Linked DNA regions of Mus musculus: region 1 is linked to region 2. A link is a contact called in ENCODE POLR2A ChIA-PET data. All regions are on one chromosome and are shown on one strand. Each heading gives the region's core, a stretch centred on a gene start or an enhancer-like site at or near the end of the contact. The rest is flanking DNA. Distances are from core to core; before and after follow the strand shown. Region 1 holds the start of Mlxip (MLX interacting protein). Region 2 holds the start of Bcl7a (B cell CLL/lymphoma 7A).

Evidence for each region. ChIA-PET counts read pairs that join two places held with the same protein, here RNA polymerase II (POLR2A).
Region 1: POLR2A ChIA-PET joins it to region 2 with 46 read pairs in Patski. The contact joins the promoter of Mlxip here to the promoter of Bcl7a in region 2. POLR2A ChIA-PET finds 5 or more read pairs at or near these places in 5 of 5 experiments (Patski and embryonic stem cell).

What each region holds. Positions count from the first base shown.
Region 1 is chr5:123,393,141-123,399,273 of GRCm38, forward strand. It overlaps Mlxip (MLX interacting protein), which reads left to right and starts at 1,658. Exons shown (of 17, transcript NM_133917.3): 1 at 1,658-2,202. The coding sequence starts at 1,790.
Region 2 is chr5:123,341,599-123,348,325 of GRCm38, forward strand. It overlaps Bcl7a (B cell CLL/lymphoma 7A), which reads left to right and starts at 2,850. Exons shown (of 6, transcript NM_029850.3): 1 at 2,850-3,123. The coding sequence starts at 3,032. Gm15860 (predicted gene 15860) reads right to left here and starts at 3,544. Exons shown (of 2, transcript NR_165267.1): 1 at 3,328-3,544.

The DNA of each region.
Region 1 (6,133 bases), core at 408-2,907, 50 kb after region 2:
TTTAAATATAATTACATACATGAGTACTGTATTTACACCATTTCCACTCCCCAACCCCCACCCAACTCCTCCCTTGTCTTTTTCTCACTCCCTTTGAAATGTGACCTCTTCTTTAATTATTATTTTTAAACATGCAGGCACACACACATGTATAAATATAGCCTGCTGAGTCCTTTTAGTATTGATAGGATGTGTTTAGAAAAGGTGACTATGTGGGGTTGGAAAACCCATCTTCTCCCTGGAGAATAACTCTTTCTCTCTCTCCCCCCCGCATCATTAGTTGCCTGAACTCCATTTAAGAGGGGGTCTTGTGAGATTTCCCCCATCCATCTTGGGATGTCAACTGGTGCTGCAATTTTGTAGTTCTTGTTTAGACCATGGAGATTTCACAGGTGTAGCTTCCTTGTCATATACAGAAGACACCCTGATCTTTTCCCCTCTTATAATCTCTCGTGGTGGTTACAAGGCCAGCCTTGTCTACATAAGGACTACATGTAGAGATTCTGTCTCCAAACAAAATCTTTTATTTATTTATTTTTACCTTTATTTATCGTGAGAAGCGCAGATGCCACAGTGGGGTTGGGGTGGTCAGAGATTAAGTTGTTGGGAGTCTTCTATCTTGTGGGTCCCACGGGTTGGAATGAAGGTCAGACTTAACAGCAAGTGCTTTTATTTACCTACTGAACCATCTCACTGGATTTCCTAAAATATAAAATAAAATAAAAGTGTCTTTGAGACAGGGTATCATGCAGTTCAAACTAACCTAGAATTTGGGGAACTTCTGATCCTCCCACCTCTGCTCCCCTCCTGTTAGGATTGCAGGCACGCGCATGTGTTACCATGACTGGCTCATTGCTATTTTTAGGTTGACACAACTTTCTGAGACCTAGGAATTGCAGTAAAGACAACTAGGCTCCAAACTTCCCCTTTGGAATTTGGCTTCTGGGCCAAACTTCCAAACAATAGCGACAGTATTTTGATTTGTGGCTGAAGTTGTTGGGTCTGGAGGCAGACAGCTAGGCTCCTGCAGAACTCTACTACTGTTTAAGAGCGGTGATGCCCAGGAGCCATGCCTTAACCCGGGAGAGTCAGTTTCTGCCCCTAAGGATGTGATGATTCTGTGAGCCTTGCTCTTGGGTCTTGTTGGAACCTTAGGCACACCCCTTAGAGTGTAGGTAACTCAATCTTCTCATCAACAAAATGGGGACGGTAGACAAAATCAGGAAGGCTTTTGAGGACTCAGTTCCGGGTATGGAGGGAGAAAGCTGGCCTAATGTGGGGGAAGGAGCTCCACCCCTACCCACCACGTGGAGTGCCCTCCTTGCCCGCAGTGAGGCCGCAGGGCTATTCCCAAGCTCCGGGCGTGGCGGAGGCGGGGCAGGGGCTGGAGCCAGACTAGTTGAACAGACAGCCAATGCCGCCCTGAGCCCAGGCTCCCCGAGAGGCGCGGCCTGGCTTTCTCGTCTCTCTACTCCAGGGCCAGCCGGAGGGGAAAGAGGACAGCCAGGGGCCGGGCGTGGAGGCGTGGCCTCCGGCTTTTTTTTTTTTTTGTCCGCCCGGAGAAGAAAAGCTTCCTCCTGCACCTTTAAGAGGCAGAGGCGAGCATCCGATTGGCCAAGACGACAGTGACGTTACGAGGAGGCCCGCGCCCTCCCCCTCAGGCCGCGCGTTCCCGGGCAGTCTGCGCGAGGGCCGGGCCGGGTCGGGCCGGCGGCCCCCTCCGTTCCCCGTGCTTCTCCGCTTTACGTCGCCCCGGCTCCCGGGGGATGCCCCGGACCAGGTTCTCCTCATGGCTGCCGACGTTTTCATGTGTTCGCCGCGCCGGCCCCGCAGTCGGGGCCGTTCGGTGCTGCTCAAGCCTCAGGTGCCCGAGGACGACGACGACTCGGACACAGACGAGCCGTCTCCGCCGCCCCCCTCCGGCGTGGCCACTTCAGCCCGGGCCCACGCGAGCGCCGCGCCGCTGCCGCCTCGGGCCGGCCCGGGCCGCGAGGAGCCTCCGCGCCGACAGCAGATCATCCACAGCGGCCACTTCATGGTGTCCTCTCCGCACCGCGAGCACCCGCCCAAGAAGGGCTATGATTTCGACACGGTCAACAAGCAGACGTGCCAGACCTATAGCTTCGGCAAGACCAGCTCCTGCCACTTGTCCATCGATGCGTCGCTCACCAAGCTCTTCGAGTGCATGACCCTGGCCTACAGGTAGGGGACCCGGTGACGCCCCCACCCGACTCCCAGACCTGGCCGAGCCCCATCTTCACCCCGGTCTCTCTTGAACAAAAACCCAGCTTGGACCTTTGGCTTCACACTGTCCCTTTGGAAATTCCTTCTAGGACGATTTGTGAGTCTGGGGTCTCCACCATGGAGAGAGGCGCCAGGGTTCCGGCCTTGTAGCCCTGTCAGCCGGTCGTTCCTGGGTTCTTCCGGCTTCGTGTTCCCCATCCAGGCCCTCCCCTCCTCCAATGCCCGTGGTCACCGGTTTTAGACAAGAGTTAGGTGTAGCTACAGGCTGTGTGTTGTTGTTTTCCTCCTTTTCTTTTGGCTCTGTGGACCCCTTCCTTCTATTGCTTTGTGTGTTTACAGCAACACCCAACGGTTAAGATCACCTGTCCAGGGTGGCTAGGGCGCTGGCTGCACTATCTTAATGATTGTGTAACGCCTTGGAGCCTGTTTCCTTGTCTATAAAGGGGGGCGGGGTGGGGGGTGACAGTAGTGTTGACCTCTAGGGGGCTGCTTCAGGGAAGGGTTGAGATAGGCCGAGTGGGTTTTTAGGTGCTGCTTAAATGTGAGTTACTTTTCCTGATTGTCCATGCATCTGGAGCCTGGGTTCTCTTACATCTCCTTTACAGGGAAATTCTGAGGCAGGACCCTTTGCACACAGTGGACTTGTGGAGTTTATTTTCCTGGGAAGTTGGAATTTGTTTTTGTTTTGTTTTGTTTGTTTGTTTCCTTTTTGAGCCAGGGTCTTTTGAGCAGATGCTGGCTGGCCTTGAACTCCTCCTGACTGCCCTGCCTCCGCTTCCCAAATTCTGTGATCACAAACATATGCCTCTCATGCCCACATCTGGCTAGAGGGTTTTCTGACTGACCCTAAAAACTTATGTGTGAGATGTCAGTAGGGCTGACATCCCAGACACTGCCCTGAAACGGGGAATTCAGCTTTGGACAGAGATCTCTTTTGAACGTCATAGAAATGCCTTTCCTTGGAGGGCTAGCCTTTCTTTCTACCCTCTTACTCTTCCCCAGTATGTCTTCTAGGCAGGCATTTTAGGCAAGTTTTCTGCCTCAGCCAGAGACCTTCTCTGAACTGCTAGTGATTAGAGCAGCCCATATGGGTGGTAGCTTCAAGCAGGACCCACACTGACTGGGCTTGCTTTAGCAACTATACTGGCTTTGGCTTCATGAGAGTCCTGATGCACAGCTGGCAGCCTAGAGAAAATTTCCCAGGTTACTCCGAAGACCATGGAAAGAAGCACAGGACCACTCCTAGGGTTTTTTTTGTGTGTGTGTGTGTGTGTTACCTTGATACCTATGTATCCAGGAGCTCACTATATAACCTGGACTGGCCCCAAACTTGCAGTAAGTAATCCTCCTGCTTTAGCTTCTCAAGTGTTGGGATTACAGGTGCTGCCATGGCTAGCCCTGTTTTGGGTTTTGGTTTTACTTAATTTCTAAAGCTAGCCTGCAAAGTAGTAGGTTTTAGCAAGCCGTTTTCATTCATAAGGATTACATTCATAAGGATTCATAAGGTTTTTGTTATCGTTGCTTTGTTTTCTTGAGACTGGTCTTGCTGTTATCCAGGAGGCTGGTCTTAAATTCATGGTTTCAAGCAACCCTCCTTCCCCCCACCCCCAACCCTCGCCTCTCTCTCAGGGTGGTAGATAATAAGCCCCGATAATCGAAATTAAAAGCATTACTCAATTGCCTGAAGTTAAAATACTTGATAGTTGGCTCTGCATGGCATTTTCCCTCCCTGGAATAAGTGATTAGTCAACTTGTTCCTTTGTTATGTTTCTGAAATGCACCCTCACCCCCATTTCCTCTTGTGGAGGTTTCCCTGATGGCTTATTCCTGTAGCATAGCTCTTCCTTCTGTCACCTTTACGTGGCATATTGGTCAGCCTCCGCTTTGACTCTTAGACCTTGCCAGGTTGAGCTGGCCCCGAGCCTGGGGAGGTACTCTTGTTTTTAAATGGACAGCTGACAGTGAAGTCGCAGTCCCTCACTCTTGAGCATTTATGTTGGAATCAGAATCAGACTCATTTAGATTACAGCATAAACTAGTCTCTGGGAAATGCTTTTCAAACAAAATCAGGGCCAAAGGACAGGAATGTGTTCTTATTAAGAGAACTTAATCCTTTTTTCTTTTAATTTAATATAAACTTCTGCATGTATAGGGAGAGAAAGCTGCTTGAGCCACTGGAGGCTCAGGCTAGAAATTCTCACTGAGTAAGCTCTGCTAAAGGAAAAATAAGCCAGTGTCCCTTTGTGCTCTATTGGAATAACCTAGAAATAACACCAACCGAATAATCCCATCATTTTGGCACCTCACCTTTTCTGAGTTAATTTTCTTGACTGCAGAATGCATCACTAGTTGGATACAAGAAGCTTACTTGCTCTTTGGTATCTCCAGCCCCCGTTCAGAAGCCTCTTTAGCTTGCCCTTGCATGGGGTCAGAACCTTCACTTCTTTTCCAGGTTTTTCCTGCTTGGGCTGGAAGGAAGGCCAGTTGGGTCTTCTATGTGACTGTTGTTGGCCTAGGTTCTCTCTGACCCCAGCTTCCGAAAGTCTGTTCCGTGGGCTCTTGGTTCTGCCGCCGCCTAACTCCCTGGTACACTCTGTGCTTTTCGTTTTGTTTTGCTTTGCTTTGGTTTCCTGTTAACTGCTCCTCCCATCTGTTTCCAGATGCGACTCAAGAGCTTTTGGGGGGAGGAACAAGTATAGGGGAAGTTGTGGTTATCGATCCCCAGATCCTGAGAGGCGGCCTAGGAATCACGGACACGCCAAGCAAAGCCTTGTAGGTCAGGCCGGCCTGAAACTCACTGAAAATCCTACGTCAGCCTCTGTAGTACTGGGATTTTAGAGGTAGCTGGATCATCAAATCAGATTCTGGCAAGGTAGTAGGTTTTGGGAGCACTGGGGACTGTGGACATGTCTGTTGGGACTCCAGGTTCCCCATGGCTGGCTTTAAAAAAACAAAAAACCAAAAACCCATGTCCCTCCTACTCAGATAAGTAGCTGTGGGGGAAGCATCTTGATTTGGTTTTAAAACATGTGCTCAATTTCTGAGACACCCTGGAGGAAAAGAAATTCTTTTCAAGGCAAACTTGTGTGACAGGTGACAGGGGAGAGCAGCCTGGCATCCCTTTCATAAGCCATCTTGTCACAGTTCTAGAATGAAGTGGATAAAACTTCCCTTTGGGGTGGAAATTCAGATCAACTGTCTGAATAATGTCTGTGACTGGCTTGGACCTGGCAAATTACAGGCAAAAGGAGGTTTATAAAGTTGAGTGTAAAGGGTGGACAACATAAGATTTTAACTCTATCCTCAGTCACTGTTAGTTAAGCTAGGCTGGTGGTGCCTACCTGCAATCACAACACATGGAAGGCTAAGGTAGGAACTTCATGAGTTCAAGGCTAGCCTGAGCTGTCTAGGGTAACACTATCTACAAACAAACAACACAACTCAAGCATCTATCAAGACTGTAGTTTCTCATCTATAAACTGAAGAAAACAGCGTGTCTAATGGGAATCTCTCATTGATGCTTTCAAATGTTTGCCTGACAAATGCTACATAGAAGCATTCTTGATCTGTTGGCTGGGTCTGTTCAAGGCCTCTGTTGTGGAGCTGTGCACTTTAGAACATAGTTCATGGTTCTTGCCCTTTTAACATTTTGAGGAATGTCATGCATGTACAGCCCCCATATAGATGCTGGACTCATCTAGTGCTTAGCTTTGTGGTTGGTTTTAGTTTCACTTCTCTCTCTCTCTCTTTTTTTTTTAAAGATTTATTTATTTATTATATTTAAGTACACTGTAGCTGTCTTCACACACACCAGAAGAGGGCATCCGATCTTATTACAGATGGTTGTGAGCCACCATGTGGTTGCTGGAATTTGAATTCAGGACCTCTG
Region 2 (6,727 bases), core at 1,600-4,099:
TAGAACTCTGGCTGGGTCTAACGCATTTGGATTCCTTTTCATAATAGTCAAACTCAGGTAACATCACATCGACCATTATAAACATTTTTCTCCCTTGTGTGTGTGTGTGTGTGTGGTCTGCATGTGTGTATGCACATTTGTATGCGTGGTGTGGGTGCAGATATACCTGGGACGGCATGCATATCCAGGGCAATCCATGTCTGGAATCATCCTCTGTCTGGCTTATTTACTGAGGCAGACTGGCTCAATCAAATCCAGAGCTTGTAGTATGGCTAATCTCACTAGCCAGCTTGTTCTGAGGAATCGTTTGTCTCTGCCTTAAAGATTTATTTATTCATTTTATGTATGTGAGTATACTGTAGCTGTCTTCAGACACACCAGGAGAGGGCATCAGATCCCATTACAGATGGTTGTGAGCCACCATGTGGTTGCTGGGATTTGAACTCAGGACCTCTGGAAGAGCAGTCAGTGCTCTCAACCACCATCTCTCCAGCCCTGTCTCTGCCTTTTAAGACTTTGGAATTACAGGCCAGTTGCCATGTCTACCAAAAATTTCCCTGGGGATCTTTGTGCTTCTGTGGCAAGTGACTAACCACTGAGCCATGTGCCTGGCTCATTATAACCATTTTAAAGTACAATGTTCAGTGACATGGGACATATATCTCTACATAGGTCCAGAAAACTTTCTTTATTACAAACAAACAAAAAAACAAAAACAAAAGCAAAAAACAAAAACAAAAACAAAAACAAAAAAAACCCCACTGGCCATCATTCCCTGCTCCCTGCCCCAGCTCCTGCCTAGTCTAGGAAACTCCTGTAAGTGGGGTCATACAATCTTTGTCCTTATATGCCTACATCTTTCTACTTAGCATGCTTTCACACATTTTTAGAGGTATTGGTATTGCTTTTATCAAGGAATAATAATACCACTGAAAAGACATCTGTTCATCAATTGGGATTTGGATTTTTAGTATTCTTACATTTCATTTAGGGTGTGTGTATGTGTGTGTGAGTGTGCGTGTGGTATGTAAACATGTGCTGATCCAAGGACAACTTTCACGGGTTCTGTTTTCCACAGCGTGAGTTCTGAGACCTGAACTCTTGCCTGCAGGCTTGGCAGCAAACACATTTACTAAGACATCTTGCAGACCAGATATTCGGACTTTTGATATATCTTATTTAAATACACACACACACATACATATATACACATATATTCTATGTGGGAATTGTGGTGTAGCACTTGCCTAGCATACACAATTTCTGCACTAAACAAAAATGAATTCCCTGGGGTCCAAGCACATATCTGATGATCAAATACAGAGGGTCAAATGCATGAGACTTCGGATTTATGGCACATTTTTCAATCCATCACAGAACGATTCTTTGACATATTTGTGGGGTGTGTTATTTTGTTTTGAGACAGGGTTTTCTTTTTGTGGCCCTGGCTGTCCTAGAACTCACTACTATGTAGACCAGACTGGCTTTGAGTCTTGAATACATAGAATCGGCCTGCTTCTGCTTCCCAAGTGCTGGGATTAAAGGTGTGTACCACCACTGCCTGGCTCCATTGTTTTGTTGTTGTTGTTGGTTTTTTGCTTTTGTTTGTTTTGGTTTGGGTTGTTTTTTTGTTTTGTTTTGTTTTAAGACAGGGCCTCACTATGTAGTCCTGGAACTACCTACATAAACCAGGTTGGTCTTGAACCACAGATCTCTACCTGCTTCTGCCTGGAATTAAAGGAGTGGGCTACCACATCTGATTGTTGTTCTTATTTTTAAATTTTCGCTTTAGGACCGTGCGTTTAAAGTGGTTAAAAGAAGCCTGGGGGAAATTTCCCCAGATTCTCACACCCATTTCCCCACTAGCTCCCTCTACCAAACCCCTGCAACCCCCCCAGACTTCAGGGGGAGATGCTTGGTACTAGAATCATGGCAGTCACAGATGAAGGTCACTGCTGCAACCTTCAATAACTCCTTGACTCAGTTTGTCCATCTGTGAAATGACTGATGTTGCGCTAGTTCCTCTCCAGGTAGCAGCTCTCTCACTTCAGGTCATCTCTTTTCCCAGCATTCACGTGGACAAGCATTCGCTCTGGTCCAGTCTGTGTAGCCGCAACTGCACACCCACCTGTCCCTATACTGGGTGACCGCGGTAGATCCTGTCACCCAGCTCTGTCCTAGGGTAGGGAGACAGCCTCTCATAAGTCCTTCTGTGTTGGGCCAGTCTAGTTTACCTGCTGCTCCGGGTCATTACACTGCACTTCCACCAGGAGCCGTTTAAGATTAAATTGTCATTTTCGGTCAAACCCCAGGGAGGTTGATCCGTGACTGGGACAACTTATCTCTAAGGGAAAGAAAGCCCAGAGACAATGTCAATTGCCACCGGGTTCGGGCACCTTTCCTACGACTCTAGTTTAAGCATGGGGAGGAGACGTTCTAGCTCGCACATTTTAACAGGGCAGCTGGCCAGAGACCGGCGCCTCAACTCTTTCTAAGATCACCTCGCGTCCCGAACCGCCGCCTCCAACTCTTGAGAACTCAAACGCCCGACAAGAAACTTGCACGATCGCGCCCGCGGCCACCAACCCGAGCCAGAGCACCCACGGCCTGCAGTCTGCCATCCCCAGGGTGTGTGTCTTGGGGGGGGGAGGGGCCCCCCATCGCACCTGCGGCCTCTGGGTGAGTCCTGGCGCGGGCCCGTCCCGCGTGCTGGGAGGTCGGGGTTACCCGGGAGAGCTTTCCCAGAGTGAGGTCCCCGAGGCTCCCCGGGGAGGGCGGCGGCACCCGGAGGCCGCACTGCTGGCGGCCGCGCCGCTCCCCCTCGCTCTGTGCAGCTGCCGCCCCGGCGCTTGCGCACTGGGCCCCGGGCGCGCGGCGGCACCAGGCTTTGTGTGTGCGCGTATGTGTGTGAGTGTGTGTCTGTGCGCGAGTGAGAGAGCGGGCGAGTGTGGCGAGCAGGACCCGGCGGGCGCGCTCCCCCAGCCTCCCTCTCTCTCTCTCTTTCCTCTCTCTCTCCCTCCCCGCCAGAACCATGTCGGGCAGGTCGGTTCGAGCCGAGACCAGGAGCCGGGCCAAAGATGATATCAAGAGGGTCATGGCGGCTATCGAGAAAGTGCGCAAATGGTAAGCCGAGGCGCCTGCTCGCTCTCTCGCTCGCCCCGGCTCGCTGCACCGCGTCGCGGCCGCCAGCAAGCCCGGACCCAGCGCGTAGAGCGGCGGGGCGCAGCGGCCCCGGGCCCGGAGTTGGCGAGGGCGCGCGGCCGGGGTCACCTGCGCCCCGCGGGGGCTGCGTCCGCTGCCCAGGTGTGCTTGGCGCCGGTCACCCACCTGGCGCGGCGGCGGCGAGAGCGGCGGCGGCGGCGGCAGGAGCCCGGAGCTCGGAGCTCGGCTCTCGGGAGAGGGGGGTTCGCAGCCGGCCCCAGAAGCCATTTCGTTTTTTTGTGCAAGTCACATGAAAGCGGCTTCCCGCGCGCCGGGGCCGTGATGCCGGCGGCGGCGGGCAGAGCGCGAGCTCCATTGTGCAGCGCGGAGCGGGCCGCCGTCTCCTCCCGGGGCGGCGCGGCGCCGGTGTCCCCCCCCCCCAACACACACACACACACATACACACACACATCCTACGCCCCGACCCGCCCGCAGCTCCCCGCCTCCCAGGCCTCGGCGCCCTCGAGTCTGCGGAGTTTGCAGAGCGCGAGCCGTTTAAATTTAGCGCTTTGGGCAGCCTGGAGCGAGGGCTCCGGGCGAGGAAGGAAGATGGGGGCGAGCGCTAGGAAGGCGGTGGCGCGGCCGGGGCGCGGAGCACCCACGGCTCCCACGCGCTCCGCGCGGCACCCGAAGCTCGGGGAGCGCGATGTTTGCATCCAGAAGCCAAGTCCTGGGCCGTGTCTTGCCTCCTTCTTGCTGGAGCTGGTGTTTGTTTTGCGGAGAGAACGAGCGACCGTTGTTTTTGTTCTCTGCACTGGGGGAGGAGGAGACCGCGAGATTCGGTGTGGGCCGTGCGTGTTTTTCAAGCTCAAATTAGATCCTGCCCGGCGTGGCCTCGTTATAATTAGTAGGATGGAACATTTTCTCGGCCCTCGTCGGGATCTGACACCGAGGCGGCCCCAGAGGCCAGGCCTGAGGCGCCAGTAGTCCACCACCAGGTTGGGTCAGACTTGTTGAAAACTCCCTGCTCCCTGATTTTAACTTTATTACGGTTTTTTTCCCACGGCTTCATCTGGGTCCGAGAGGGAGAGGAGCAGCTGCGAGGGTGTCCCCAAGTGTCAGCAGCCGCTGGCTGGATCTGTCCTTTATAGGAACTGGCTAGGCTCCACTGCAGGCTGGGTTGTTTTTTTTTTTTTTTTTTTGGGGGGGGGGGTCATTTCTTGAGTAACGCCTCTGTTGTTGTTGTCCTTTTTTTTTTTTTAAACACTACTGGGGACCTGTCTCCGGTTTGATGGTGTCACAAGTTAGCTGTCCTTTCAGAGTGAAACCCAACAAAAAAGGCAACGAGAAAAATCAATAAAGTCCACGTGCTCCCGGGCCTCCTATGGAAAGGGCTGTCTGCGGATGGCCGGATGCCCGCCGTGGGCTGGGTTTGGCTCCAATGGGACAAAGAATTTTCACAACCGTGAGAAGGGGAGGCTTTCCAAAGTTGAGATCCAAGTCCTGGGTGCCGGGGAGCTCCCCGCTGAGCAGGGCGACCAGTGCCCAACTGCAGCCATTTAAAAATGGCAGAAACAGCTGCAGGCCAAAACACAGGAAAACCAGCACCTTGGCCCCTCTCCTGTGGGACTCTCAAGGGAAGGCTGGGGTGGCACCCCTCCCTGGCCTCAGTCCCCGGTGCAAAGAAAGAACTGATAGCAGGGCAAGAGTCCCTTCTGTCTGTCACCCGCCTGGAGGGTAGAAAGGGGCCGGTGTAAGCTCCCTTTCTGGTCCTGGAGCCGTGACAGCTGCGGCTGGGTCTGCCAGCTGCTCTGCTGGGCGGGCAGATGGAGGGTTGGGGCTTTCCACCCTGCGGGCCCCAGAGCAGCAGGCCTGGAGGCTTCATCTTCCATGCTAGCGGGTTCACAGCCTGCCAAGCCTGGGAGTGCAGTGGGGGATGTGGCCGCTTTCTACCCTATGTTCTTTTGGGAGAAATAAGTATATCATGACCTCTAAAGACTCCAGGCCTTTTGGGATCTCCTGCATGAGTTTCTACTTCACTTCCTAGCAGTGACCTTGGGCAAAATACGAAACTCAGTTCCTTGACTCTGTCAACTAGGGGACTCCGGGCCCCCCCTCCCCTTCCAGAGCTGTTGAGGACTGGCTAGTCCGGTAGAGTCACTGGAGTACACAGGGGCCCTTATGTAAGGTGGACTTTGTAGAAATTTTGATTTGCTTCCCTCCCCATCTTAAATAGAGACGGAGGGGTCTTCCTTGAGTCATTAAATCTGGTCTTGCCCTGTCTGTAACAGCAATCTTGCAATCAACCCCTGAAGGCTTTGGGGGTTGTTTATTAACCGTGGGCACCAACCATGCATTTCACCACTGGCTAGGACATGGGGCTGCCAGAAATGAAAATGAAAAAACACAGAACATCCAGGTAAATTTGAATTTCAGATAAACAACAAAGTGATTTTTAAAAAATAAACCGTTCCCCCTGGGTGCGTGCCTATAACCTTTGGACTTGTAAGGTAGAGGCAGGAGAACCAGGTGTTCAAGGCTAGCCTCAGCTACATACTGAGCTCAAGGCTAGCCTGATCTACATTCAAGCTTGTCTCAAAAATATAAATTAAATAAAAAATAAAATGAATGCACAGGGCTCTGGGTTTTGTCCTTAGACTGTACACACACACAAAACACACACACACACACACCCCTTTATGTAAGTAGTATATCCCATGAAATATTTGAGACACATGCCAAAAAGTTATCCATTTATCTGAAATATTCAGAATCAGTGAGGAACTCTGTATTTTATGTAGAGGAGAGCTAAGGTGTCTGGTATTCCATCCGGCCTGAAAGCCCAGGGAGGTATTTTTTTTTAATACCCCTACCCTTCCTCTGCCCTGCAGAAGAAGCCGGCATGACCTGCGCACTGCCCCACCCACAGTTTGCAGCTTCCACTCCTTCCCCTTCTGCCTGGTGTCCCAGCAGAGCAGGTTAGTGGGGGTGTAAGGTAGCCAGAAGATGGCTGAGGGAGAACAATGTGGTAGGTCCCTTTTTGGGTCAGGCTTGGGAGGCCCAGTGGGAGGGAAAAAGACAAAGGGAGGTCAGAGCTTTCACGGTAGACACCCGTCTAGGACCTGTCATCTTGGTCCAGGAAGTCCTTTAGCAACTTGACATAAGTACAGAATGGCTAGTTTGGGGGTGGGGGTGGGGCTTTCCACCCATCCTTGAGAAGTGCCCTCTGAGGTGGACCCAGACCGGATTAGGATGAGGACAGGTCTCCAAGGTGACAATGACTAGTCCTGTAGTGAATATACAAAGGGATTTAGAGCTCTTTGGAGTCAGCCAGCAACCCCCCCCCCCACTCATCAGCCCTAGACCCAGTAGAGCGCTGGAAAATCACCTTGGCCTTGAGAATCTGAGATGGACTCTGGAGTTTACATGAGAGCCTGAGCTGGGGGCTGGAGAGATGGCTCAGCAGTTAAGAGCACTGACTGTTCCTCCAGAGGTCCTGAGATCAACTCCAAGCAACCACATGGCTCACAACCATCTGTAATGGGATCTGATGCCCTCTTCTGGTGTGTCTGAAGACAGTGACAGT